2 separate regions of the Mus musculus genome follow, and region 2 is linked to region 1. The links are chromatin loops, found by intact Hi-C in ENCODE. Cell type or tissue: heart. All regions are shown on one strand. Each heading gives the region's core, and the rest is flanking DNA. Links, peaks and the distances in the headings are about the cores only. Region 1 has its middle 20 kb from the start of Amot. Region 2 holds the start of Alg13 (asparagine-linked glycosylation 13).

The links. Hi-C counts contacts between places; a loop is a spot of excess contacts. Peaks named below come from ENCODE experiments on the same cell type or tissue, not always from the same donor. Only the 100,000 strongest peaks of a DNase experiment are listed, where the experiment ranks them.
Region 2: a loop joins it to region 1, with 4 times the contacts of the local background. A loop is called at or near these places in 2 of 42 quality-filtered maps.

What each region holds. Positions count from the first base shown.
Region 1 is chrX:145,499,582-145,514,853 of GRCm38, reverse strand. It overlaps a transcript of Amot not described here. Among named protein-coding and RNA genes, the nearest start is that of Amot, 20 kb to the right of the region's middle. In heart, for the core only: a CTCF peak has its summit at 8,880; DNase peaks (open chromatin) are centred at 8,813 and 9,623; H3K4me3 peaks cover 3,473 bases; H3K27ac peaks cover 2,128 bases.
Region 2 is chrX:144,311,291-144,326,562 of GRCm38, reverse strand. Alg13 (asparagine-linked glycosylation 13) reads right to left here and starts at 8,597. Exons shown (of 4, transcript NM_026247.3): 1 at 8,442-8,597; 2 at 6,502-6,664; 3 at 4,413-4,551; 4 at 1,366-2,547. The coding sequence starts at 8,522. The coding sequence ends at 2,433. It overlaps Gm33235 (a long non-coding RNA gene), which reads left to right and starts at 8,582. Exons shown (of 2, transcript XR_878274.2): 1 at 8,582-8,974; 2 at 9,696-12,117. It also overlaps the pseudogene Gm2214. In heart, for the core only: no CTCF peak of the experiment used is centred there; a DNase peak (open chromatin) is centred at 8,562; H3K4me3 peaks cover 2,303 bases; H3K27ac peaks cover 1,553 bases.

The DNA of each region.
Region 1 (15,272 bases), core at 3,943-11,942:
TCCTAATTATACATATTTATGGGGTATAATGTGACTTTTCCTCCACAGCTGTTCACATTGTTTAATAATCAAATCAGGCTGTTCAATACAGCCATCACTTACCATTTCTTTGTGGTAAACACATCCAAAAAAAATCTTCTAGAAATTTTGAAATCTATAATGCGTTACTGCTAACTACAGTTATCTCACTGTGCAATACGATAGCCAAGGCAGTTTCTATCCACATGTAGCTTTGTACATGGAAAACGACGCCTCCCCTACATTGCCAATACAATACAGCTTTTCCACCAGGGAAAGAAATGACTAATAGAGGACATGCTTGAAAGAAGTGACCCAGTTGGAAGAAACACAAATGACCAACTAGACAAGAGGGGTGGGGAAGCTAGGGAAAAGAAGCATTTCGGAGAACCATTCATGAAAAAGGCTTTTAAATGGTGACTACTGTGGATCCAGTGTCTGTGTTTCGAGGAAACAGGGACCCGAGATTTAAAAAAAAGAAAAGAAAAGAAAAGAAAAACAAAACAAAACAACAACAACAAAAAAACCGTTAAGTGAAGCCAGGGAAAATCACTACATGGAAGGCAGGACAGCTTTGAGAAGTTATGTAGGACAGAGAGCACTCTAAAGGAGTTGTTTTAGTCACTCATCGTGAGAGTAGTTGCCTGGAATCTGATTTAAATGCAAAATAAGATTATAAATTGCTCTGTTCCAACAAAATAAAACAAAAAACACTGTTATCCCAGAACGGTTCTTATACTCCCCCAAATCCTTTACTTACTATTTAGTATATGATACAAATAACAGGCTCTAGGTTTAGCAGACACAGCAGCTGAGCACACGTTGTCAGCACCTCAGGAGAACCTGTAGTTGAGCTGACTATGTGAAATCGTGAAAACGTTGTCCCAAAGCAATGTGATAAGTCATCTGACAGAGATAGGAACTCAAAGGAAAGTGGAAAGGGGAAAGCAAGGTAGGACCTGTGCTGGTAACTCAGCTCTAGCTCTCTGGACACCTTCGCCTAAAACCTGCACTACTCCTATAGGAGGAGAGACATAGTCACTGAAATGCTGGAAACACGATAGCTCAGGAAACACGACCCTTGGTGAAATGAAGCACATAACATGAGAAGCATAAGTCATGGTTCTATTGTTCTGTAGGAAGGTAAAACTTGCCATTTTAAACAATCAAACTAGAAAACAATGAACCACGGGGAACTAAGAACTGCATCCCCATCTCCCAAGCTGACCCAGTCTTCTGCAAAAGAGACTATAGAAGTAGAGAGTTGTACCTGGGGAGAGGTCTGATCGGATAAATTTGCCTAGCAACCTGCCTTTCATCACCTGAGATCATGTTAAGATGGAAAGAAAGAACACACTCCACTACCACATTGTTCTCAGGCTTCCACACTCAGCACACACAGCCATACCAAAGATAAACACACATTAAAAATAATATATACAATTTAAAAACTCTAGAGAGACGGGATATCATGCTTGTGAGAAATGCTGGGTTGGTTAAAGTCATCTGACTGAGAACATGACAAGAGGAGTTGTTTGGAATGCCAAGAGTCCACATTCATGCTCTCTGACCCTAGAAATAGTGAGAGGAGAGTTCATCCAAATGAGGTGAAATGGTCTGGTTATTACTGCCCTCCACTCATTTTCACCATGCAGGTAGTTGCTATGGAGCAAACCATAATAGGAACAAACAATCAGTCAGAATGGAATGGAATAAATAACAAGAATCTCAAATACTTTGTTTTAGCCATTTACTGTCCATGATACAGAAATGACCCAGATTTGCTTGAGTTTTACCGAAGAAATTATTACCTTATTAAAATATAGCAGTACTTAGGCTGGAGAGATGACTCAATAGTTAAGAACATTGGCTTCTCTTCTAGAGGAACCAGGATCAATTCCCATCATCCACATAGCTCAAAACTGATGAGGGAATCCAACACCCTCTTCTGGCCTATATGGGTACTAGACATGCATAGCCAACAGACTTATATGCAAACAGCCATAAACATAGAATAAATAAGTAAAATTAAATTATATATAATGGTACTTTTATTACTAATACAGATTCTATCCCAGGAAACCATGAATCCTTACAAGTCCTCAAATACCTACCTTCCATCCCAATAGTCCTTTAAGATGCAACATTAAGCAGGAAGTTAGCAATCTGAGACTTAAAAGAGTACATTGATCTGTTGAGTTTCACACAACTAATTGGCTATGTGAATCCTAATCTAGTTCCATGTGGTTGAAAATCTCTCTGTTATTCCATCTTATTAAGTTGTCCCTTTCACCCCTCACTGGACCACCCATTCCCAGTTTATTCACAGCATGAATGTTCTACTATGCCAAGATGCCCGTTTCTCTCAAGACTGCATCTTTTCACTCAGGTCCTGGCAAATCATAAAGCTTGCAGAGATGTGTGCCAACACTTAGACAATTTGTACAACTGTGCCCACATGACCTTAAATTTCTTAGCATAATTGGAAACCTTATAACTTATAGATGCCATCTGCTTAAGAATTTCAACATTTTGGTAAAACCATTCATTGCTTTAGATTTGAGACTACTCAGTAGGGACAGTAAACTTCATGGCTGCCTTGGTGATCAATACCTTGTTTCGCAGAACTAAGAGGCAGTCCTTAGTTTGAGGTCAGTGTGAGCTTCATAGAATATTCTAGTCTAGCTTGTGGTACACACCCTGAACCCGTTTCATGTAAAGAGAGAAAGACAAAGAGAGAAATAAATAAAGATAGATAGATATATAGATAGTGTCTTAGTTATGGTTTCTATTCCTGCACAAACATCATGACCAAGAAGTAAGTTGGGGAGGAAAGGGTTTATTCAGCTTACACTTCCATGTTGTTGTTCATTACCAAAGGACATCAAGACTAGAACTCAATCAGGTCAGGAAGCAAGAGGTGATGCAGAGGCTATGGAGGGATGTTTCTTACTAGCTTGCTTCCCCTGGCTTGCTCAGCCTGCTCTCTAATAGAACCCAAGACTACTAGCCCAGGGATGGCACCACTCACAAGGGGCCTTTCCTCCCTTGGTCACTAATTGAGAAAATGCCTTACAGCTGGATCTCGTGGAGGCATTTCCCCAACTGAAGCTCCTTTCTCTGTGATAACTCCAGCTGTGTCAAGTTGACACAAAACCAGCCAGTACAGATAGATAGACATGTTGGTCGTCAGATAGCTTGTTGTACACATTACACAAACAGCTGTGCGAACTAATATTTGCATATACCTGTCATTTTATCCTTGCCACCATTCTCTCACATAGGTATATTGGTATCCATATTTTATTGTATTTTGTTTTGTTTTATTTGTTTGCTTGAGACAAGGATGGCCTGGAATTTTGTTTTTAGACAAGGTTAGTCTTGAAATCATATAGATGAAGCATGCCCTGACTCCTTCTAGGATTAAAGGTGTGTATCATCACACCTAACTCACACACACCCACGCACCCACACCCACACCCACACACACGTACTTGCGGGTGTGGTATGTGAAAGCCAAATTTTTATTTTTTATCCCATTCTAAGAGTGCCAGGCTTACAGATGCGTGCTCCATATTTAGATTTCTATGGGTTTCAGGGGAAGAGTACTAACTCAGGTCCTAACCCGTGTTCAGTATGTGCTGTAACTGAGCCATTTCCTCGGCCTGGTACCCATATTTTAGAGCTGAAGAAATTGAGAACCCAAGCCTTTCCCAAAGTTACAGAGATAGAGAAGGGCATAACAAAAACAATGGAAAAAACATCTTTGGGATACTTGAAACATCCACCTACTCTGCCGATAAGAGTGAATGAGGTGAGCCTAACATCTAGTTCCTGAAAGCACCAGACCAAGCCCATCATCGTGCCTCCTGGAATGCTTTATGGCTTCGTTTCAGGCTTCAGGCCAGGACCTTCTTTCCACTTAATCCTCACAACAATCCCTGAGGGCAAAGAATTTGCCCTGGTTTTAAAGGTGAGGAAGTTGGAGTCCATGATGATTAAGTAATTTACCTCCTCATTAAATTGTGGCTCTGGGTTGGAATCCAGGCTTGGGTGACTAGAGACAAATCTCTATGCCTTTTCTAGCAGAGCTCACAATTATGGCTTACTATTTAACCCTTCCTAGGTTAGGCATTTATACCTTAACAATGGCCTTCCTGTGTGAATTTCACAGGACAGTGGCAGACCGAAAATAAAAGGCTGATTGAGGCCTGCAAGGTAGGCCTGTTTTAAATCACACTGATGTGGCATCCACTGGCCTTTCCGAAAGTTCTAAAAGTAAAGCAGCAAGCCCGGGGAAGAGAATTTTGCCTCCAGCCTTAGCATTACTCGCCTCCAACTGGGATAACTAGTCTCACACTCTGGTAACTACAAAACCAGAATGCTGTGCTGCTTGACTTCCCTCTGACGTACTTGCAGAGATTTTTTTTTTTTGAAATCACTGACTCCAATAATACCCCCACCCCCACTCCCACCACCACCCCCCACCCCCGCCGGCTACCACCTCTTATAGTCCAGGCTTTAGTGTGTGCTTTTCATATACCACACATCCCTCTTGGTCTAATAACCTAGGAATTTACAAGCCAACCCTACTTTAAGGTCTGGTCAGCCTGGACTTTTTGCAGAAACTCAGACTGCTGAAGGAGATATGGTATTTAGTTAAACTGAAGTGAAGCCCTGCATAAATCATAAAGAGGCGAACCCAGGTTAGTCAAACAGGCCCCTAGGAGGTATTTGGGGAATAGACTTGCAGGCAGTTTTATTTTCCTACATTTGATTTACTTCCAAAATCCTGAGGCTCACAAGTACCCCAGGAGTAACTTGGCTCTCAAATGCTGAGCAGGTCTTGGCCTTGGAGCAGAGTTCTGGTGTTGTTTCCTGAATTCCCACATTGCTGTTTTCCACACATGGGTCAGGCTTCAAACTTCCTTTGTCTGGAGTGTGTGTGTGTGTGTGTGTGTGTGTGTGTGTTTATGTGTCTGGGAAGGGGGGGAAAGGTCCAAAAAAATAAGGGTTTGTAATCCCCTGCCTTGTGTGTGTGCCCTCTTTGGTTCCTGTCCTGCGTCTTGCTTTTTTCTGGTCTGCTGGAGTCTGTATGATCAGGGATGGGGTGCTCAGAAACCAACTGGAACCTGAGCTTTAGGGAGCTGCCCTAGTGAAGGCAGAGTTTTTGCAATTTTCTAATATGTCTTTAGGGTTTTTTCCCCCTGAGGAGAAAGGGGCAGAACTTTCTGTAGTGCCATAAATACGAACGAAGTTTGCTTTAGAGTATTGTGTACTTCTTCTCTTGTTCTTGCATTTAGATGATCTGGCTTTTCACAGGGTAGCTAGAGGAAGATGTGGTCATTTTGCACACTTGGTGGCTGGAGACCGTCCCTTGGCGCAAAGCATTGTGGTTTTATGGGGTTGAGGGATAGACTATCCACCACACTCTCCTTTCTGCTTGACCACTATGTCAGGGAAAACTCACAGTGAAAGACGGACTTTTTATTAAGAGTTTTATTAGTTGACAACATTGTAGAAATGAAAACTTCCATGAGGTGTGTATAACTTTTATTTCTCTTGAGAAGATAGAAGTCCTGATGGCATGGGCTTGTATGACCTATGGTAACTTTCGAGCTGCCCCTTTTACATGACACCTATTTTTCTATTCTTGGTTGTGTTCATCATCATACCGTCTTTAAGGACACTTAAAGTTACAAATTCTGCAAGAATCACCAATACCTGTTTCCCAATTTCTACCTTCTTCTAAATGTTAACTCTTCCTCTGACACACCATCTTTGTGAGCACACTTGCACTACTCTCTTATTTGTTTGCCTTATGAACTTATATCCTGTAGGCCCATCATATCAGTAGAACCATACATTTGTTCTTTTGTGGCTGGTTCATTTCATCTCACATAATATTTTCAAGGCAGATACTTCTTTTTGAAAAAGAATTAAGATTTATTTCTTTTATGTATATGAGTACACTGTTGCTGTCTTCAGACACACCAGAAGAGGGCATCCGATCCCATTATGGATGGTTGTAAGCCACTACGTGGTTCCTAGGAATTGAACTCAGGACCTCTGGAAGAGCAGTCAGTGCTCTTAACCTCTGAGCCATCTCTCCAGCCCCAGATATTTCTTTTTTAATGGACTATTTTTACAGCACAAACTTTGTACACCAAAGTAGGAATTTCATTTTATGAAGAAGGTCAAACAGGGTCCATAGTATGGCACAATGAATTTTTCGTTTTCAGATGAAAATATGCCCCCTCCCAATAGAGTGTTTTTAATGTGTAGTACTTTGGTAATCAAGTGTCTTTACACAGGTGCTTTACAGCTAGTGGCTAATTCTCCTGGGATTCCCCCAGAGGGCTTTCCATATTTTATAGGCAAGTCTTGAAGACATAGGGATGCTGCAGGGATTAGTGAGATGTGTGTGGCATAGTTTGCTATATAAACTCACTCTCTGAAATTTAGTTTTCACTCCCTGCTCTTAACGTCCACGGCTTTTACTGTCAATACCACTCATTTAGCACTTAGCATACACTTGTTAGTTGTCTTTTTATGTGTATATGCTGGAAGGCAGGAGCCAAGTCTCATACTGTTTTGTTTTTTTAGTCCTGTCCATAATAGCAGTTCGGTCTATGTTTGTTGATGTTGCCCTCTCCCTCCCTTTTAAGTAGAGCAGGCAATGTGGGGACTTTATAAATTCAAACTCAATTTAAACAAGCTGAAAGGTTTTCAGGGTAAAAACACAGAGGAAGTCATGCATGGCGGGAGAGGAGGAACACCTAAGACCTTAAGACACTTGGAAGACCCCCCGGGGAAAACAGAATTACCTAAAAACCTGTTGTTTGCCACAGGCTAAGACAAAGGTGACTCACTCATCGCCTGATTCACCATCAAATTTTCAACTGGTTAGAGAGTCTTATCCAAGAGCCACAGTTACTGACTCCAGTAGCTTACGGGAAGGCATTTTGAAAGTGATTTTGAAGGCAACCTCGAAGATTATGAGCAAGCATATTTCACGGAGTCCCTCAGGCTTTTGCTACTGCAGTTTATTTTTCGGTGGCGACACAAGACTGGCCAGGGCCCTCTTAATAGTGAACTGAGTGAAAGTATTTTTGATAAGCTATGAACAGAGGAGGTAAAAGTAGTTTTCCTGATATGGAAGGACAACTCATTCAATAGACAAATTCAAGGTATAATGGGAGTGCTGACCTCATGTACAGGAGACCAAGTGAAGAACTCACCACTGGACTTATTCTTTATTGTTCGGTTTTCTTTTCCATTTAAACAGCAGTGTTGTGGAAACAAGTTTCTTTTCTCGGTGATGACCAGGAGGAATCCTTGTAAATACAAAACAACCTCACGAGGTAGATGTTTCTACACACAAAAAAATGTTTTTTCCCCATGGAAAAAAAATCACCTGACTAACCTCTCCTCACACATAGAGTGAATCAGACTCAGAATCCATTTTGTCACGATCCTAGCCTCTGATTCAGCAGCTAGTAGAACATACTGTACACTCTGCAGCAAGTCACCCACCCACTACCTCTCTTACAGCCAGAGGAATATTTGAAGACCCTATTTATCATGAGACAGTGTTTCTTCTGACCATGCCTTCCTTGGGTTGACTTGATCAATGGTGCCTCTTAAGGCTCCCATTGGGTAGGCTAGGATTGGATGTCCCTCTCTCATTAGCATGGGTTCATTCCAACAACTCTAAATTAATGGGAGCTTTTATACTTATATTTGTTTCCAATTCGAGACATTTTCACTTTGATGATACACACCGTGTTTTCTTCTTTCAGCATCACCACCACAATAGCACTAGGTGGTGGTGAAACTGCCAAACTGTTTGACAAAGAAATCTCACCCACTCTGGTTAGAAGAGGGGGTAATTTATTATTCTAACTCCAGGGAGCCAACTTCATATTCTCTCACAAAAACTATAGGAAAAGAGGTGCCTTTTCACAGCAAAACCACAGAACCTCTATAATCATGGCTAGAAATTCTTAAAACAGATGAGCAGGATATCGGACTCTCACATACAATCACATGCTAGAGGCTCCACTCTGTGGGTCACACAAGTGGGGAGTGATTTAGAGAGTCTGTGCATACATTTCATTTTACTTTCATATTTGTGCCAATTAGAACACTGTACATGCCTTACAGCATCTACTTACATGATAAGAAAGTTAAGGCTGAGAAATTAAAGTCCTTTAAACATCACACAACCAGGTAATGTGTGCTAGAGCCCACAGCAAATTCTTTGGTTCCAACTTCCTCGTTATTTTGCTCCCCTTTACTGTTTGTGTTTTCATTTACCTAGACGTTAAATTGTAGATTCCAACCCCCACCCCGTGTCCTGGGATGCTGTAGTACTCAACTCTCCATTTACTGGAGCAGAATCTTTCACTGGCACGAAATGTGAGCACCACAATGACACTTCATGTACTTTCCCTTTCTTTCCTGGTTTAATGAACTAAGAGGGAAAAGTTACCTATTTCCAGACAGTTGGACAGTGCTTTAAATATAAAGTTATCTTTCAGTTGGCTAAAACACTGTTGCACCCTTTCACGAGACTGAGAAGTCAAGCGTCTTGTCTATCCCCAGCAGAAGCTGGGGAGAACGGAAAGCTAGACAATACTCTCTTGTTTAGTTTTAATAATTTTAAGGGAGGGTGGGATCAAAGGATAGGATTGGCAACTGAAAAGACCAATCATAGGCCAACAGCAGGCCTGACTGGCCAGTAAGTAGATGTAAAAGAATGGTGGGTGGGTCTTACTCGGGCCAGCTCTGCTAAGGCAAGCACACCCAGCCTGGCCAAGAGGTGGAGCTTTCCCTGAGTCCTGCCCATCCCTTGGCGCCCTAGTGACCGGCCTCCAGGAGGGGGACATAGACCCTTCTAGAAATTTGGGGCAAGAGGCTGGGGCAGAAGGTTTATGAAGGTTGAGGCTGGTGGGGCAGGGTGACAGAAGAAAAAGGGGGATCTTGTGGGGTTTGCCTTGTGTAGGCTGCCAGCTGGTCAAAGGAAACAAGGGAGGGAGACGAAAGAGAGCTGTATCTGAATTTTGTAACGCTTTGGTTCCGTGCTTTTGTTTGTTTTGTTTGTTTTTGTTTTTAATGCGTTTCTATGATTTTTCCTCCCGCCATGGGGATGGGAGCTGCGCTGACTCTCCCACGCGTCTCTGCTGTTCTGCCGCCATAGACTACTGAAGTCTTTGGAAAAGAAAAGAAAAGAAAAGAAAAGAAAAGAAAAGAAAAGAAAACAACAACATCAACAAAACCAACCCAACCAACCAACCAATCAAACCAAACCAAAAATCGAACCCCATGCCTTCCTTTCCCCCACTTTAATTCCTGTACACACTATCGGAACTACCATCACCAAGTAGAGTTCGCGGCGTGGGAGGACGGAAGAGCCTGCGCGTTATCCCAGATCTCTCTCTCCCAGACTCCCGAACCTAGCCTACATAGCAGATCAATTGTTTGAAAGTTCCCCGCCTGAAGGCCGCCTGGCCTCCTGGGGTGCCGCCTCCTCCCCTTCGCCAGGGTCCTGCCAGCCTCCCTCCGGCCTCCCGCCCTGCTGGCTCCGCCCTCGGCCCTGCCCATTCCATCATCCACCCCCCTCCTTGTGGGCGGTCCTAGCTGCTCCCGGCCAGAAGAAAAGCCACCGTGCCTCCCCTGCTTCTACCTCTCACCCTTCTCTTAGGAGCTGCCTTCATCGCAGTCACGCCCCTTCCTTCCGAGGAGCTTTCTGGCTGCGTTCGCTGGTAGACCCCTGAATTACCCCTCCGTCTCCCTTCTCTTTCGTCCCTTCCCTTAGTTCTCATCGCCTTCCCCCACTACCACCACCTCCAGCCTATCTCGCCTCTCACCATCCGCTGCTCCACCCTCTGGCCCGGTATCCTGCTCGTCCACTGCCACCAAGGAGAGACCCGAGGGAGCAGCGAGGTTGGGAGTAGCCGGGACCTGGGGCTTCCTCCCTACCCATCCCTGGCCTCCGGCCCGGGACCCAAACCGCTTGAGCTTGCAGAGAGAGTCCTCACCTTGTCCTGATTGCTTTCAGAGGTAGGAGAAGCGTCCTTACTTTTGCGGGGAACTGGGGCAGTAATCTGTGGTGTTGTAAACTTGATCATGCCCGTATTTGTGAGTAGGTTGTTGTAGCCTGTGGGGTTGCCTGTATGTTCTTCTCTTTTTGCCGGTGGCCTTGAGTTTTCTGAGATGTGCGAGAAGTTTATTTAACGCAGTTTAAAAGTATGTGTTCCTGTCCTACTTTAAGGAGGAGATGCTGGAAGGGGTTCCATTGCTTGGTGCTGCTTTACTTCCTCCCTAGGTTCTTGTAGGTTCCTACTGATTTGATCGCTTAAGGAACTAAGTTAGGGAGTCCGAGGTCTACCTTTAGTCTCCCCACTTATTTAGGGACGCCGAGGTCTACCTTCAGTCCCGCAACTGAGTTAGGGAATTTGAGGTCTACCTTCAGTCCTGCAACTGAGTTAGGGAGTCCGAGGTCTACCTTCAGTCCCTCCTAAGTTAGGGACCCCGAGGTCTACCTTTAGTCCCGCAATTAAGTTGGAGACTCCGTGGTCTACCTTCAGTCCCTCCACTAAGTTAGGGACTCGGAGATCTACCTTGAGTTCAGCTTGAGGAATTGCCCTTATCTCAGATAGCTAGATTGCTTTCTCCTAAGTGCTTAGGCTTGGGTTTGGTGCTCACCCTTCCTGACCCCAAGGCCATGAATTCTTCAAGTTTTAAAATGTGGAAGTAATGAACCACACAACTGCTCGCTTTATGTATGCATGCATGTGTGGTGGTGGTGGTGAGACTCCCGAGGCGGAGATTGCCGTTATTTGCTTCATAAGGTCAGAAGATTTTAATAAGTAGTTGTGCAACATCAGGAAGGTGGTTGATTTAAGGTCTGAGCCCCGGCCACAGAACTTCTTGTTCATCAACAGCAAGACCATCTTCATAGATAGATGATGAGAAGAAGGAGAAGGAGGAGTGAGAATGACAGATTTTGTAGACCACGGGCAGTCCCTGATGATTGCTGCTAATAAATCATAATATGCGAATAATTTGCAGCAGGGGGCTGAATACAAATTAATGAAAGATGAAAGGGAAAGATTTGGAAAAGCCTCCAGACAGCCCCTTGCCTCCAGACGTGGGGAAACAATTTATAAATTACACTATAACTTTTTTCCCTCTCATTTAGAAAGATAATCAACCATAATCTTTAGTGATGAAGGGCTAAGGATATATGTAACTCTTCTTGAGTTTGGCCTTGTGAAACTCTCTCTTTCTCAGGCCAGCTTTGGAAAACTACCTCAGACTTTCAGTACCTTCCTTCAATAGCTAAGGAAGGTCCAAAATGCTATTTTGGACACAGGGTAAATTCCTACCTGTCTCCTACCTCTCTTCATTTGTGCAAGTGCCACAGGCTTTAGACTAATTGGGTTGAAAGACTTGTTCCTGAGATGTGCCTGAAAGCCATTGCTTATTCTTTAGGGAACAAATAATTGACATATTTACATAAAATCTTTGGTTGGTTTTAACAGGGGTTTGCGGAAGATGCAGGAAGCGGGTTGGGGGTGGTCAGGAAGGTAGAGCAGGAATGCTACAATGTTACATAGTGACAATTTTAAAGGCTATCAGGTTTCAGATCAGCTGGGAGGAAAAAGCTGGCCTGACCAAACTACATTTTCAAACGGGCCTGGGACATTTTAATAGCCAGGTGGTTGTGGAGGAGCCTCATCTATTTACAGAAGATAACTCAGGTCCCAGCTATTCTGTACGGGTTTGCCTGGTGTCGTTTATGGGCCCTTTCTGGTGCTACATCATACTTCATTTTAAGTCCCGTCATACTTTGAAAAAGTTTGTGTCTCTGTAAAATTGAAACTTAATTTTCTTTCTAATTCACAGCCTAGGTATAAAGTAATCCTGTAACTCCACCTGAATGTACAGTAAGTTTTACATGGATATCCTGAGTCCCTTTACTTGACCAGCAACAACAACAACAACAAAAATTTAGAGATTCATATTTGTCATTGAGATTTGGAGAGTCAAATGTAATTTTTAATTTGTGAATTAAGGTTTAATAGACTAATGCATAACTAAGGCATTTTCGGAGGTCAATTTTCCTCTACTTTTGCTATAGAATGAAGCGGACCTTCGGATGCCGTTGAGAATGGAATAGTAGGAAGATAGAGGGATGGATACTTTGACTTTGAGGTCCCATTGAGTGCCAGCATTCTAAGTGGGTACATCTGCTTCTGGGCCTCTCCTAAGAGCTCTCTCCCAGGGCCTGTGCCTTCTTTAAAAGGGTGTCTTTGTAATTAAGCAGCCCTTCCCCCCAACTCCCTTCTTCTTTTGATCCAGTTTTTTAGGCTTATTTTCCATTTGGAGACAAGAGGAGTTTCTCACACCCTCCCGCCTCCCCTCTTAAGGTGTCTTTTCCTTTATCCCAGAAAATCACACATACCCCCACTAAGTTCTCAGGATGGTTAGCAGTTTTGTTTTGTTTCTCCGACAGAGGCAGTGTTACCAGTTGGAGGAGTAGAAGATATATTCCCCCTTGGGAAATGCTTGTGGCCAGGTAGCCTCCTCCATGGAGACTGAACCTTTGGAATGCATGAGAAGAATCTATTCTTCAGGACTGTCTGGTAGAAATTGTCCTTTGCACCCATTAAGCCCAGCTTAAACCCACTGAAAGGGGTGGAGAGAGGTGTGTGTGGTCGGGGCCTAGCCTTTTAGGATGGTAAATGTTTCCAAATCTCCTATTACATCACCTCTTTCTCCCATGGATTCAGTGGGTTTAGAGATCTGCGTGACAAGTTAATTAGCTGGGGACTAAACCAATTTGTTTAGAATCGTGATCTATTGATTTCCTGTCCTCAGGAATTTTTGTCAGTGTTTTACTATGATGTGTTGTCTTTAGCATTACTTACTTTTCGTTCCTTCTCGCCTTTTGTGGACTTTGGTCCAAAATCTAGGTTTCCACCCCCAAGTCAAAGGTTAGAATTTAGCTGCAGGAACTAAGGGGGTATTAAACAGGCTGGGATAGCAAAGCACTCGCCTCCATGGTGGGCTTCTGACCCTTTTTAAGGAAGCTGCCCCTTCCACGTACAACACACACAATCTGAACAAAAAAGAAAAAAGAAAGAAAAGAACATAGAAGGTCATTTGCCTTATAAAAGCAAAACTTCTTGAACAGAACTAGCTTTCTTAGTGTCTTTAAACCATTGCTTGATAGGTTTTAAAAAAAAAAAAAACCTCACTATATCTGGACTTTCTCGGGAACATATTTATTGCATAAAAGACTACATTAGCATTTGCTGTGTTGATTCTTTCTTGAACTAAATGAGGCTGTTATTGGGCTTTTGAAGCCTTTTGTTATAGGGGATGGAGTTAATTGTATATATCATTCCGGCTTGTACTAATGCTGGCCACGTTAGATTTAGCCCACACATGCTTGTAGAAAGGATTTAGCATTATTGTCTAGAGACAACTCGAACTTTGTAGATTTTATCCACCTCATTTTGGTAAAGTTTTTTATTTCCACTTATTTTTTGACTAATACCAGGACCTAGATTATTTTTTAGTTTAGCAAATAATGGCCACTGATACCATTTCTGGGTGAACCCACTGGTGGGAGGAGCCTGGCCTTTGGGTACATTTCCTCACTGTAAACTGTGGAGACTGGGCAGAGTGATATTGATAGTCAATTTTCAAAAGTTTATGCTTGCCTTCTGAGGCCTCATTTATCTGGTGTGCCCTTGAAGGATTGCTATCAGAGTGAAGCAAACAGTTATGACAAACACAATCCTGTACTCATCCTGTATGCAGGGGTGGATTGGGGGATGAGTCTGTAATAACACATCGACAGAAATGTGTTTTATATTTTAGCAGTATCAAATAATAAGCCCAAGAGTCTCCACGAAACTTCAAGAATCCTGGTCCCTCTACGAATGGAAATCTTCCATACTTTGGGTCATAAGAGTAGGTAATGTTGCTTTTCAACAAGAGTTCGTTGAGGACAAAGCGTTGTAAACTGCTATAGAGTAAAGGAGTATGAACCAATGAGGACATGTCAAGAGTCTCATAAGTATTGTTCCTGGTGGGCCTGGGGGTACAGATAGGTTTCATTGAGCTCTAATCATTGCCTGATTTAGAGGTGGTTTATGTATGTAGCAAGCCTATTCTTGTGGCCTCCCTCCTCTGCCACTCTTCCCCACAAAGAAAAACCAAACCAGAACCCAGTGTTTACTTATCTAATTGATTGGAAATTATTTTTAAATTGCTGCACCATTGATATTTCATTAAGATAGTATACATTTGGGTGGACTGTGTAGGATCCAGAATGAAGAAGGGGGATCAGGAAGGCCTAGATATGCTTGATTGATAGCCTCAAAAATAATGTTTGCCAGACTGAGGAAAAAAACCGTGAGGAGACGATTTTGTAGGCAACGGAATACACAGTATATAGGTGAAGTCACGTGGTCTGCACACAAAGGGTTCTTTTATCTGAGAACTTTTGTACATAGTGAATCTTAAGTTTCATGGACCTCTAACTTTCCTTCAGTAAATAAAATATAATCTCTGTGTTATGTCTAATTTTTGCTATCTGGTAAACTAATATTATTTCTCCACAAATTCAATGAAATTTCTCCAGCTAAAATGTAAATACTAAAATCTTAAATCTGTAGCATGTATAAATCTCCAAGTGAAATACAGGAATATGCTTCATACTTTGTGTTCCTGGGGGTAAAATTCAGGTGGGTATATTTGGATCTCTCTCTCTCTCTCTCTCTGTGTGTGTGTCTCTCTCTCTCTGTAGATTTGTGGAGTCACTTTCACTCTTTCTCTGGCTGCCTGAAATGGCATTAGTCTGTGTGACTTGAAGCCAGGATCTGGGATTCTCTACCCAGCCCCTCACTGACTTGCCATGTGACCAAGGGTAGCTGAATTAGCTGCTCTAAGCTTCAGTTACCCTTCTGGGAAGCGAGGATATTAATACTTCACAGAGGTGTTTAGGCATGCTTCATATTGGGCACATGCTTTGAGGTCATTGGATGAAAGGTGTTTGTATGATGGCAGAACAAGCTTATTATAGGGTCCTGAGCAGGTGTTCATGTTTAATGAGCTTTTGCTCTCTTATAACATACAGTGCCCTTTGGTGCCCTATTGCCTTACTGACTATAATTAAGATTGACCCTATATTTCTGTTATTGACCCTCTCAACCTTTTCCAAAAAATAAATATTT
Region 2 (15,272 bases), core at 4,543-12,542, 1.2 Mb after region 1:
GGGCAAATTTCCTAAACAGAACTCCAAGGGCTCATGCTCTAAGATCAAGAATTGATAAATGGGACCTCATGAAACTGGAAAGCTTCTGTAAGGCAAAGGACATAGTCAATAAGACAAATCGGCAACCTACAGATTGGGAAAAAATCTTTACTAACCCCACATCTGATAGAGGACTAATATCCAAAATATATAAAGAACTCAAGAAGTTAATCACCAAAAAAAACAAACCACCCATCAAAAAAATGGGGTTTAAAACTAAACTGAGAATTCACAACAGAGGAATCTAGAATGACTGAGAAGCACCTAAAGAAATGTTCAAAGTACTTAGTAATAAAAGAAATGCAAATCAAATCTACCCAGAGACTCCACCTTACACCAATCAGAATGGCTAAGATCAAAACCTCAGGTGACAGCGCATGCTGGCCAGGATGTGGAGAAAGAGGAACATTCCTCCATTGTTGGTGGGATTGCAAACTGGTATAACCACTCTGGAAATCAGTCTGGCGGTTCCTTAGAAAATTGGAAATAAATCTACCTGAAGACCCAGCTATACCACAAGAACATGTGCACCACGATGTTCATAGCAGCCTTATTCATAATAGCTAGAAACTGGAGGCAACCCAAATATCCCTCAAGGGACGATGGTTCATTTACACAATGGAATACTATTCAGCTATTAGAAACAAGGACATCATGAACTTTGCAGGCAAATGGATGGAACTAGAAAATATCATCCTGAGGTAACCCAGACCCAAAAGGACATGCATGGTATATACTGTTAAGTGGATATTAACCAAAAAGTACAGAATGCCCACAATACACCCCACAACACAGACCCAAAGAAGTTAAAAAGGTCCAAGTGAAGATGCTTAAATCCCACTTAGAAGGTAGAACAAAATAATCATGGGAAGTAGCAGAAGGGAAAGCCCCAGCTTGGAGAGGGGAGGGGGTAAAGGGTGGTAGGAGCAGGTATGGGAGGAAACAGTAGAGGCCCAGAGGGCCAGAATGAATGGAAATATGCAGCTGCTGGGGGTGGGAATTACCTCTACAAAGTCCCAGAGACCTAGGATAGGGGGGCCCAGATGGCAACTCTGAAAACTAAGTGAACAGAGGATATAGCTCAGTGGTAGAGTGCATACTTAGCATGTGCAAGGTCCTAGGTTCAAGCCCTACTACCTCTATCCAGAAAAAAGGGGGCAGTGAAATGGATCAACAGCAAACATCCTGGTACCAAGCCTAGAGACCCACATTTGATCCCAGGAACATGGCTGAAGGAGAGAAATGGTCCCAGTTGTCTTCTGACTTCCATATCACATGTCCACACATACAAAAAATTAAAAATATAAAAAAGTAACAGCCAAGTCACACTATTATATTTTTAGATTTATTCGCTATCATTTAAGACATTGTTAAGATTATCACATTCTACCTATATATCTCCATGTACTCATGTGAATATAGCCATGGATCCTATAGTGAGCTATATCCTTACTTTTTACCTTGCTTGGTAACAGGTATTTTTACCATTCACTGTTGTGAATACTAGGCTGCTTAGTCCAATGTCTTCCAGGGAATTCTATCTACATCTTCCAATATCATCATAGGCACAAGGATTTAAATACACACTGCCATGCCTAAAGTTTATGCTGAAGATGCAAACTCAGGCTCTCACACTTATACAAGTACTTTACTCACTAAACAATTTCCCCAGCCCTTGTCTATTTTACAGGAACAAATATTACCAGGAATGGTGGCATGTGCCTGTAATCCCAGGACTTGAAGGATCACAAGTTCAAAAGATGAACATATCTATTTTATTCTTCAGGATAAGCATGGTTACTCTATCAATTACTTTGATCTTTTTCAAATTAGCTTCTACAAAGTAAACCCATTTTTTTCTGCTTAATACAAAAATGCTGTCTCTTGAGATTATGATCCTAAAAATGCTGATTTTTCTCACCAAAATGTTACATTGTTAGCATTTATTATTCAAAAACATCTAATACTTGAGTCTTAACATTTTTTTACAATTTCTTGTTTTGGAGTTTTGTTTTGGATTTTAAAGACAGAGTTTCTCTGGGTAGAAAAGGATGGCCCTGAACTCAAGATACACCTGCTTCTGGCTCCCAAAGGTTAGAATTAAAGGCATTCACCACCACTGCCCAGTTTTTGCTTTTTTGAAATTTTAGTACAAAACTGTGAAGGCTATAGTTTTCAAAGTTAGGGCTCACTACATATTCAAAGTTAGGGAAACCTCAAACATTTACTAAAATTAGGATCTAGACACAACTGTAATGTTTATGCCACAAAATCCTTATAATATTGTTTAAATATATGGGTTTATACTGTTCTACAAAAACATGTCATGAATTTATTTTGATTTTATCATATCCCATGAACTGGACTTAGGGGTATTTTAAAGTGTTGAGAGTTTATTTTTGTAATCCAACAACTTTATCCAAAAATGCAGAAAATTTTTCTGGCTGGCCAGGAGGATAACATTTCAGTGTTGATAAATCCATTGACTGTAACAGCCCAGGAAGCGTGCTAAAACAAAAGAAGAAAAATATCAGGTAACATGAGAGAAAATTCTGGAACTTATCTGCTGCCTGTTACCCATTTGATGAATGAACGGTTGTGCTGCCAATACAAAGAATACTATAAAATGTCAAAAGAATTGAATAGACATTCTTTTTGTTTTGTTTTTCGAGACACGGTTTCTCTGTGTAGCCCTGGCTGTCCTGGAACTCACTTTGTAGACCAGGCTGGCCTCGAACTCAGAAATCCACCTGCCGAGCTTGAATAGACCTTCTTATCTGGGTCAAATGAAGTGTTTCAGAAATGTCATTTAAAGGAAAATGTATTTATATTGTTTTGTAATACTCTCCAGGACCACACAAATATAAAGCAAAATTTACAAGAACAATAAATAAAACCAGAAGAAAGTAAGCAAGGATGACTATAATAAATCATTCATGCAGACTGTAAGAAAACTTTTTACATTTAAATGTATTTACTGTATATTGGTGGTCTACCTGCATGTATGTCTGTGAGAGGGTGGGAGTCAGATCTCATAGAACTGGAATAACAGTTGTAAGCTGCCGTGTAGGTGCTGGAGATTGAACCAGGGTCCTTTAGAAGAGTAGCCATTACTCTTAACCACTGAGCCATCTCTCCACCCCATGAGAAAACTTTTTTTTACTGAAAACTGTGGAAAAGAAATGATTTAACTACACCAAAAATATAATAAATGCTTCATGATACTTTCATTTGAGTAACTTTTCTAGAAGATTCTGAAATTTATCGTGTCCTAACTTTTATATTGATACAGATATAACCATAAAAGTAATCTCTCTATAAGGTCATTTACTTTTTTAAAATGCCACATTAGAAAAGTTTTTAAATCAAGCAACTTGGAATTACTGACCTGGCCCTTTGGCAAGCTTCTAGTGTCCCAAAGAAGAACAGAAAAAGCATTTTTCTTCAAGCTTCTATTGCGGATGCTGATGAGTTCCTATCAAATTCTAATCCACTTCATAAAGCAATATTCCTTACCAAATCCCTTTGCTTAAAGAGCTTCAGTGGCTTCTCATTAAACAAAATAGTGTTAGAACTTACATGAGCTATGCCCTCCCAGTTTCACACTTCGTCTTCGGAACAATGCTCCTACCATATGAACCTCCCCTGTTCCTCAAGCATTCGAAACCCCAAGTTCATTTCTATGTTAAGGCTTTTTAAACTCATCTTCCTATAACTGGTTCTTCTAACTTAGGACTCACTGCAAACATCAGGGCCATAGCCTCTCCTGAGGTCTACCTAATTCTTCCTTACCCCAGCCAAGATATCACCCTGTTTTTTTATCTGTAGCGGAAGTTTACCATGTGAAATTCTACCACCATAATACAAACGCAATGCTTGCCACTGTGCCCTGAGCACTTAAAACAGTACCCACTTTATGTTAGGTAGAAGAGAGTATGTGAATGAATTAATTTAGGGCTTCCAGTGAAGTTACTAAAAGTCTAACATCAACTGACAACTAAAATTCATTATATACATATATGAAACTGTCAAAATAACTTAACTATCCCTTAACTAATAAAAGTAGGCACCTTCTTTAACCAGTGAAAACCCGAGTAGTACTAGTGAACTACAAAACTAAGATTCTTGGAAACCTGCACACCCTTATGTATATGTACATTCACACACTCAAATTCACAAAGAGTTAGCTGTAAAGACAGGGCAAAGAACACAGTCAAAAGCAACAAATGAAAAGTTTTGGATGAGAAAAATCAAAGTATAATTGATGAGTATGAAAAAGGTAAAAAAAAAAAATCAAATGGTTTAGGCAGGTGGCTAATAAGAGCAGGAGGAGGATTTAAGGCAAGAGGACAATAGATCTGTCTCTAGTATACCTGCAGGTACAATAAAAGAGATGGCCTTCTTTGTGCAACTGCTTTGCCAATTCAAATTGATGATTGTTCATTAACTTTTCATTTACAACTACCACAAGTGGTTTGCCTTTCTCCAGACTCTCCAAACAGCTTCCTGCACCTGCAAAAATAAAAGCTACTGAGTTTACTGATATACTATATCATTATAGTTTTTATTCTAAACTTGAATAATTTAGTCATTGTTACAGTTTTCATTCTAACTCGAATAATTTAATCCACGAGACTGTATGAACCAAATGACAAGTGTAGGTCAGGTTTAATGGCACGTGCCCCAAATCCCTAGCACATGGGAGACTGAAGCAGGAGGATCATGGATTTAGGAGACTTAAACAATATACAAAAAGAATTCAAAGCAGAGCTAATGGCATACACACATAAACATACTATGATGCTATACATTTTACTAATGTCTATTCCTTTGGGTTTTTTGTTTGTTTGCTTGCTTGAGACATGGTCTTGCTGTCCTAGAAATCTTTGTAGACCAGAATGGACTCAAAGACCCACCTGCCTCTGCCTCTGGCTCCCAAGTGCTGGAATTAGAGGTGTGTAGAGAGGTGTGCACCACCACCACCCAGGAGTAATGTCTATTTCTAAGGAGTTTTCTCTCCTCAAATTAGTCTTTGAAAAAAAGGAGCATGTACCCCACAAACACCCATAACAATCAAAACTACACTTATCCCCACAAAATAATTTTTCTAAAGTACTAGGAATCTCAGGGATTCCATCAGGTTGATTCTCTGAAAGCTATAAATTACTAAAACTATAAGCATAAAATATATATTTAAAACATAAAATAGCTTTCCGCCATCTTGGTGCCTGTGGAGGCCTGCTGGGAACAGGACTTCTAACAGCAAGTATGTCTGGAAGGCTGTGGTGCAAGGCCATTTTTGCTGGCTACAAGTGAGGTCCCCGGAACCAAAGAGAGCTCACGGCTCTTCTTAAAATTGAAGGTGTTTATGCCCGAGATGAAACAGAGTTCTACTTAGGCAAGAGATGTGCTTATGTGTATAAAGCAAAACACAATACAGTGACTCCTGGAGGCAAACCAAACACAACCAGAGTGATCTGGGGAAAAGTCACTCGGGCCCACGGAAACAGTGGCATGGCTCATGCTGAATTCCGAAGCAACCTTCCTGCAAAGGCCACTGGACACAGAATCCGTGTGATGCTGTATCCATCCCGAATTTAAACTAATGGAGAGTAAATAAATAAAAGTAGATTTGTGCTCTTGAAAAAAAAACATAAGATATTTTCTAAGTTGATGCTTATGTCTCTGGATGTATAATTTTTAAGTATAAAATTTTAATTTTATTACCACAGGCTACATAAAAATAAAGAAAATGCTACTGTGTTTATTTTATGTACATTCAACAGAAATATTAAAAAGACAATGTCTTTTTTTAAGATTTATTTTATATATGTGAGTACACCATCACTGTCTTCAAACACACCAGAAGAGGTCATCAGATCCCATCACAGATGGTTGTGAGCCACCATGTGGTTGCTGGGAATTGAACTCAGGACCTCTGGATGAGCAGTAGGTGCTCTTAACCACTGAGCCATCTCTCCAGTCCATAAAGACAATCTTTAAATGGCAATTTCAACAACTACAACCCTACCACTGAAAAGGCTTAATGTCCTTCTGATCTAAGCCCAAATACTTATTTCAGATTTACAATGATATGATTATTGCATACATTATCTTTCCCCCATGTTTACTATAAAACTGGGCTAAAATAACTTCATAGCCTTCTCTTACCAAGAAATATCTTGCTCGTCACTAAAGTTCTCTATATTCAAGTAAGGCAAACAATTCTAGTAAAATGGGGGCTGTGATGAGTTTATTCTGTGTAATTAGTTTACAGATGTTTGAGACAGGGTCTCAGCCCAGGCTGGCCTTCCCCTCTCACTTGCTGTACTTACAGGTATAAGCCAACATGCTAGGCACGTACCTTACCACTGAATTACATATCAAGCCCTCTTTAATTCAATCTGAAAAAGTGTCTACTTCTTTTAAAACACAGACCCCCAAGATTCTCAGATACTTTACCTGCGTGGCTAATGACAAGATCAGCTTGCTGAAGGTCTTCTTTCAAAGAATCCTTATACCTGTAAACATCCAGAGTGAATGACTCAGTACGGAATGGTTTGGGCACCACAGTGCCTCTACCAACTTGGAGGACAAGATGGTTGTAACCCAGACTCTCGAGGATCTAAAACAGGAAAATAAGAAAACGGCGCTTTTAAAGGCGCTTTTAAATTCTTTCGAGAACGCCAGTCAAGCAAGCCCCAAGTTGCAGCTCAAAAGCAGCAGCCAGACATGTGAAAGCCATCTGCGGCCTACCAGTTTTCAAAATTAACCCTTTTTCCCCCAAGTCAGGGCACCGCCAAGGAACCTCACTTACCACCCACCAGCACAAAACAAGTGGAGCACAGAACAAGTGTACCTTGAAGGAGGAGGAGGAGTGGAGGAGAACGAGGTGGGAACCAAGGGAGGAGCTTGTTTAGGTCCCACCAGAAGAGCTGAGTCACAACAAAGCAGTAGGGGGTCACCGCCTGAGCCACCCAGAGGGAAAGACCCTCTTTACCTGTTCAAGGACTCGAATAAACAGCACATCAGGGCAATCAATTACTGGCTGGGAGTGGTCTGGAGCCAAAGTGCAACAGGATGACCTGCTACCAGGTGGGGAGAGGGAGGGGGTCTCGAGCCAAAGTGTCACGGGGCCACCTGTGGCGCGCGAGGAGGGGGTCTCGAGCCAAGGTGTCACGGGGCCACCTGTGGCGCGCGAGGAGGGGGTCTCGAGCCAAAGTGTCACGGGGCCACCTGTGGCGCGCGAGGAGGGGGTCTCGAGCCAAAGTGTCACGGGGCCACCTGTGGCGCGCGAGGAGGGGGTCTCGAGCCAAGGTGTCACGGGGCCACCTGTGGCGCGCGAGGAGGGGGGTCTCGTGTCACGGGGCCACCTGTGGCGCGCGAGGAGGGGGGTCTCGAGCCAAGGTGTCACGGGGCCACCTGTGGCGCGCGAGGAGGGGGTCTCGAGCCAAGGTGTCACGGGGCCACCTGTGGCGCGCGAGGAGGGGGTCTCGAGCCAAGGTGGCGCTAGGCAACCCTTTTACCGGCCTGGAGACGTGGGCCTGAAGCACTAAAGGGCAACCAACCATTACCAGCCCGAGGATGGAGGGCGTGGACCGAGGTGCTGCAGGGAAAACCAATACCACCACGAGGGGGCTGGGGGGGGGGTCGCCCACACACAGACCCTGCAGGGCAGAACCGCGTCCCGCCTGAGAGGGGGGCGCCTCGCGGACAGAGGCACAGTGAGGGAAAACCGTTTGCCATCCTAGAGGAAATGGGGGGTCGTGGGCCAAGGCCTTACGGTCGGTGGGAAGGAGGGGGAAACATTAACGGCTTAAGGGGATGGGGTCAGCGCCAGCGCCTCAGAGCAACCTGTTCCCTGGTGGAGGGGCTTAAGTGGGGGAGTCGCGGACGAAAGGGCCGCCAGCAAAACCCCTGACTGGCCTGAGAGGGTGGGAAGTCACAGACAGGGGCGCCAAGGGGCCCGACAGAGCTTCGGGGAGGGACCGAGCCACGGAAGCCAGACGTGGAAGTAGTCGAGGCCCGGGGAGGAGGCTCCGGGAGGCGCAAGGGCTGAGAGGAGACCCAGCAGGGGCGGTGCTGGAGAGAGGCCGTGGGGAGACGGGAGTCGCAGGGAGAGAGTGCCAAGGGACACATGACAGTCGTGGGGGAACGCCGTGGGAGGGCCAGTGAGGTCGCATGAAGGGGCTGAAGCGGGAGGGAGAAGAAACGGCGGGGTGGGGGACTGGCGGAGCCGTGGGCTAGGGCACAGCAGAGCAGGAGCCACAGCCGCCAAGCTTCCTTTCAGCTCCCCCGGCGCCTCGGGAAGGCGAGCAGAGCTTAAAGCGGCCAGCACCAAGCAGCCCGAGCTGCCCGCCGCCCGCCGCCCGCCGCCCGCCGGCCGCCCAGCCCCGACTCACCTGAACGCAGTCGTTAGCGACCACCCGTGCGACGAGCTCGTCGAAACTGGTGGTCCCGACAGTCACAAACGCTCTCTTCATCGCGCGGGTTCCAGATTCGGAATTGCGGGAGCGGATGTGACGTCAGGCGGCTCGCACCAATGCCAGAGGGGAAACGGGAGGTGGGGGGAGGAGGCGGAAGTCCATGGCGTGCGGCACGCTGCCTTTGGGAATGCGTCCGGGAGAGGCGGAAAATTCGACTCGCTAGGGCGCTCCCTCCTTCCCCAGCACTACCAAGCAGTAGTGGGTGAAGCGCTTCAGGCATAGAGCCTGCGGGTTGTCCGAGTCCCAGCATGGCCGGCAATGCTTTATACCCTTTGCAGGTAGCGCAGGTGTTAGCTATCAAAAAGTATGGAAACTTGCCAAGTGCAATTTCTGTCGACTGAGAAAAAGGAGACACCCTGAACACCTACTAAACAGTGTTTAAGTACCGCAAATCTTGCCCTGATAAGTCTGAGATGTTCCTGTGACAACATAAACGTCCACTACTCTTGGTTCGTATGAGCCTTTTGCAATAAGAATAGCTCTTGTCAGGCAAACCTTACTAGATCTTTGAGGTGCACTTTTAGCCCTGGCATAGTAGTTCACGAGTCAAGAGGACTGATTGCTGGGAGCTCCAAGTCAGCAATAGATAGATAGATAGATAGATAGATAGATAGATAGATAGATAGATAGATGATAGGCAGGTAATGAAGACTTAGAAAAAAAAGATAAACATTCAGCTACAGTAAATGATATTGGACTGTTTTGTTTTAGCTCTGCTGTGAAAGTAAGGAAGTGAGGTTTTATTTGATGCATTTATTTTGGATAGTTTTTTAAAGACAGTGTATCCGGTAGCCCAGGCTGACTTAGAATTCCCTATATAGCTCAGGATGACCTTGATCTGGTAAACTGGCCTGGCAGCGTCACAACTATGGGTTCTTGGGATTGGTTTTTTGTTTTTTGTTTTTTAATCTTTTTTTTCTTTTGTTATTTTTTTAATTTTCTTTGGATTGGTGTTTTAATGGACTGTAATAAACAATAACAAGCTGTAACACTACTTGGGTGATCAGAGGCTGGGGGAAATGATTTTTTTTACTTAATACTCTTCATGGACCAAGTATTATGGTAGATAAATCTCGTCTCATTTTGTCAGACATTGTTTTGGTGCTGTTAGGAAGAGCTAGTGCTTAGATGAGCTGAAGTGTCATAATGTTGATATTTTTCTTTTAACAGGACCTCAAGATTTCTGAAATTCCTAAATTATATTACTTTGTTTTATCCAATCTACTTCCATCTATGCTAGCATGCAACAAAGATCCTGCTCTCTGAGCCAGGGAAATGGCAGCTTAGATGAAAGCACCGGTATCTAAGCCTCACGACCTGACTTCATCCCCAGGACCCATGTGATGGGGGTAGGAAACCAACTCCTATAAGTTGTTTTCCAGCCTGAGACATGCTCAACATAGCGCATGCACCACCCCCATAGAGAATCAAATACTTAAAGGTAACGCACGTGTTTTAAATTGTTCTTTATCAGCTCCGCACAGTAGCACACAGCTGTAATCAAGTTACCCAAGATTGGATGAGAGCCTCAGCCAGGTAACCAGACCAACTAAGCTAAGCCACCCACCAATATTCAATAAGTCGACTATAGAGCTAAGTAGACTTGGACCAAAAGCAGCTGAGGTATCTATCTGGTGGTGGAACAATATGACTGCACACCGCAGTGGTGACCAGCTCCACTTTCTTGAGAGCCATCTACAAGGACAAGAGAAGCAGCAGTCCCTGCTCTCCCAACCAACAACAGTGAGGTCTTCATGCCTGCTCACCCAAGAGGAGAAGGTGGTGTCCATTTACTAAGCCTGCCAGGGCATGGAGTGACCTCTGCAGCCAAGTGAGCCATGTGAAGGAGTCAGGAGGGGAGGGGCTCCAGCTCCAGCCTGAAAACCTTCAAACCTAGCTGAAGCTGCGAAACATGTCAAGCGTTTCACATTTGCCAAGCCCGTAAGTGCCTGCCCAGCCCCCACCCCCATCTACATGCAATTTTAGTTTCCTCCCGAGGATACAGGGATACAGGGAGTGGAGTCTGCTCTATCCAGCAGCAAAACCCAAAGCCAGCAAGACTGATGCCCGATGGCCTCCTTTCCTCTCCCAGAATCCCAAACTGTCTGTCCGTGTTCCCGGGGGAGGAGGCTGATCCGCACCAGCCTTAGTCTTTTTCCCTTAGCAAGCTCTACCTTGGACGGTGACTAACCTTGCTTTTGTCCCAGGGGTCATGATCCCAAAGCCCTCTGTTCTGTCTTGCCACTGAACGTCCCCAATTTCCCTGTCCCTGGTCACTTCAGACGAACGAGGGAGAAGAGGAGCCTCAGTCTCTCTGGGTGTTTGTACTAGCTGGCTTTGTCCTTGAGAGAACCGGAATGTAGCACATAAGCGGACCCCCTCAGCATCCATTGGAGTACCCCACCCTGCCACTCAGTGGAAAAGGGGAAACCCTGTGTGGATGAAATTATGAGTGGGTGTGTGTTGTTGACAAAGTGTCGGCCAAACTTCAGACCCAAGGGAAAAGTATCCCAGCACTTGAGGCTCAGAGGGATAGCAAAGTGTGACTGTTGGTAGTGAGTGCAGAAAATGTCCTCTGGAGCTTTCTTCCCATAGATGTTTAAGGTCTGACGACTGCCAGTGCTGATCCTGAATGAGTAAACAGCTCTGGAAGCCTATCTGTGTGGTTCTGGTGACTGGAGTTTGGGGGAGGGGAATACAAGCAAGTGGAAGAGAGGGAGCCAGAGAAAGCAGATTAAAGAAGCAAACAGGTCCTGTGACCCTTCCCCTTCCAAAGTGCATCTTTCTGGATCCGGACCTGAGGCTTAGGTTTAAATAGAGGGGAAGCGGAATGGATGACTCAGCAGTTCTGGTTAGGATGTAATCCGGCTTATCTAGACTTCAGTCTGTCCTGCAAGGTGGTCTGACAAGTTGGGAGAACTAGGTGAGATTTTGTTTCCTGATAGTCAAGTCTCAGCTCTGGCTGGCATCAGGTTTCAGCTCTCCTCTCGGAGCAGGAGATTGCCTGGAGGAAATTCCAGTTCCTTGGGGACCAATGTTGTAACTGTGTAATAGTCAAAGGAAGGGGCACAAGCACTTCGAGTATCTTCATTCCTACCAGAATGGTTACAAATCTCCCCAACTAGGAGACAGAGACAGGGAGAGCATAGCCAGAGAGAAGGACATTTGGGACTGTCCACAGTGGTCAGGACCCTGAGCCAGGTGAGAAGTGGAGAGAACCAGGTACAGCAGCCTGGAGGCCCAAGAAAGAGTGGTGACAAAATATGACTGGATTATATAGGGATGGGAAGGTAGAGGGAGGGCAGCCCAACCCCTGGGCTGGAGAAGCTTAGGGAAGGGGGTGGAGCATGCCAGCCTGGAGGGCCCTGTAAAAGATAGGGACAGAGGGATGCTGGGAGAACCTGTTTGGCCAGGTCCACTTTGATATGTTAAAATAGGCACCTCAGCCTTTGTCCCCTGGTTTGAGACTTAACAGTGGCCAGACTGGTCTCCAAGTGACCCTGTCTCAAAAAGAAAAACTTATCATTTACAAATGTTGGAGACATGACTATGTCACTTAATAAAAATCAATCCATTCAGAAATACTCATTAAGCATTTACTCTGTGTATGTCCTTCATACTAGATGCGTGAGTTCCAAATTATGATAAAGTACTACAAGATAGCACTGCCAATCACAAGAGAATGACAGATGCTGTGGAGAGGAACCTACTTTAGATGGAAGAAGGAGCAGTCACTACAAACTGAGTTCTTAACATAAGGGAGTAGCAGAAGGTTACATCTGCCAAAGATTACATGTGAAACTTGTGTATCTTTTATCCTAAAGGCTGCCAGCAAGGCAAACATGTCTGCCTTTTTGATAAGAGATCTGGTAGGCTTAACTAGCCAATGAATTGACTAATGAGCTAATATGGTGACAGCTCCTTGGGGTAAGGAGCTAGTCGTCTGTCTTCTAGCTGTCAAGCTGCAATTAGCTTGCCTGTCAAGGTAATCAGATGTCTGGGGAGAATAAATTATCATCTAGATATCCTATATTAATTAAAATGACATAGCTTAGTCCATAGTCCACCACCCAAACAGTTCTCCAGATCCTTGTGGACTCCATCGCAACTCAGGCCCAGAAAATGAGGCTTTTTTTGCCTGTGGAGGAGGAACATGGAAGAAATGACTCACCTGTCTTAGGCAATATTATTAGTATTCCTTCTAGGCTTCGCCGCACAGTTACCAGGTGTGCCTGACTCAGTATAAAGGGGGCTGCTTGCCCCCTCCTCTCTTTTGTTTTCTTCCCCATCTGTTCCTTCTGACCCCATTCCCCTCACCCCTCCACACGTGTTCATGGCCGGCTCACGCGCTCTCTCTCTCTCTCTCTCTCTCTCTCTCTCTCTCTCTCCCTCTCTCTCTCTCTCTCTCTCTCTCTCTCAGGTCAAAAAAGTTGTTTTGCACACAATTACAATGACTTATATTTATTAATCGTATTAATCACTGTTGAGTGTTTATTATGTGGTAATGCCTGTGATAAGTACTTTTTCATGAGTTATTTAATGAAAAAAAGGTTAGGGTAATTTGACAAATGAAAATACTGCTCTAGATTTATTTGTAGTCATAGCATAATTTTAAACAGTGTGCCTACTTTATAGTGTTCTTTCACTATTATATTAATATAATCATTAATATATTAATATAATCATTAATGTGTTAATATAATCATTAATATGTTAATATTTAAAGTCATCCTACACACTTGAATTTGAAGGTCAGCAACTTGGAAACACAATTTGGAGCTTTGATTTAATACTTGTAATAAATTTGTAAAGTACAGAGCCATCCACCATGAGCTTGTGACCTTTACCTGCCTTAAAACTCCCAAGTTCTTTGAAGTTTCTGTATATATCCGAAGCACACAAGAACTCTGTGTGTTTAGTTTTTTTGTCAGTTTGACACAGGCAAGGGTTATCTGCAAAGAAGAAACCTTAATTGAGACCATGATTCCACATAAGATTGGCCTGCAGGCAAGTCTGTGGCGACATCCTTGGTTAATGATTAATGTGGAAGGCCTAGGCCACTGTGGGTGGTACCATCCCTGGGCTGGTGGTCCTGAGTTGTACACAGAGCAAGCTGAGCAAGCTATGGGTAGCAGGCCAGTAAATAGTGTTCTTCCTTGGTTTCTGTTTTAGTTCCTGCCTCCAGTCTCCTGCCTTGGCCTCCCGAAACCATCCCTGTGATCTGGAAGTGTAAGCTAAATAAAGTTTTCCTGCCCCAAGTTGTTTTTGACCAGTGTTTAACACAGCCACAGAGATATTAGGCTACTGCCCCATTTAGATTAGAGGGAAAGTCCCAAGGCAATGAAAGGATGTCCTCAAAACAAGTGCATAAGCAAATTTCCAACAGGGTAAGTGATAGTAAATCTTTGGATTATATGTCCATCACATAGGGGAGGAGTACATGTTGTGTGTGTGTGTGTGTGTGTGTGTGTGTGTGTGTGTGTGTGTGTTACAATGAAAAAATTCTATACTGAAGGTACAGAGTTAAGTTAGTATCCTAAACCTGCCAGCACTTTGAGTTCCATGTCTAGCAAGGCCTTCCTTCAGGACAGACCACCTCTACAATGAGAACAGTTATCTATGATGGAGACACTAGCCCTGGAAACAGATGATCTGGTAGAAATCCAGTCAAACCCCTTGAGTCATCATAATGATCAAAATTTTATTTACCTTGCTATACCACCTGAGCTGAGACACTGTTAGGTATAACCATACCTTAGCCAAGACTGCCTATTTTTTCTGTTACATTTATACATTTATGTGTTTGTGTGTGGGAAGGGATGAGAGTGTGTGCGTGTGTCATAGCCCATGTGGGGACGTCAGAAGACAATTTGTAAGTTGGAACTCTCCTTCCACTATGTGCTTTCCTAGGATCAAACTCAGGCTGTCAGACTGGGTGCCAAGAACCTACAGTACTTGAGCCATCTTGTGGGCCCTGATTTTTTTGTTTGTTTGTTTGTTTTTTGTTTTTTTCAAGACAGGGTTTCTCTGTATAGCCCTGGCTGTCCTGGAACTCACTCTGTAGACCAGGCTGGCCTCGAACTCAGAAATCCCCCTGCCTCTGCCTCCCAAGTGCTGGGATTAAAGGCATGTGCCACCACCGCCTGGCTGTGGGTCCTGAATTTAAAAAAAAAAAAAATTTTGGTGGTGTGGGAGTGTCTTAAACACTCTAGGGTTTGCTATGTAGCTGGGAACAGTCTTGAACTCCTAACGTTTCTGTCTCCAGCTCTTAAGAGGTAGCTTTCAGACCTGGCCTGGTGCAGAACTGGTTTATTATGCGTACCTCCTGACTCTGCTCTAACTCTTCCTTTCCTTTTCTTTTGTTTGTTGTGTCCGGCCAGCAGACTACAACCTGGGTTCTAGCCTGGAAAGGCATTTTGGAAACCTGGAAGAGAAGAGGGGCTAGGTGGCGAGAGAAAGGAATGTAGCCAAGACAGTTACTCTGATCAAGGCTCAAATTTTATTGTTGCGACACTAGTTATGAAGGAAGGGGGAGGGGACCCGATTCCCGCCGAATAATCTCTGGTCCAGTAGAAAGGTGCACGTGTGTGGCTCCGCAGGTTCCAGCAGTGGGCGTGGCAGAACGAATGAGCAGGAAGCTCCACCCCTGAGCAAGCAGGTTTCAGGCTGGGGGAGGGGAGACTACATTTGTTTTCTTTTTTTTTCAAGACAGGGTTTCTCTGTGTAGCCCTGGCTGTCCTGGAACTC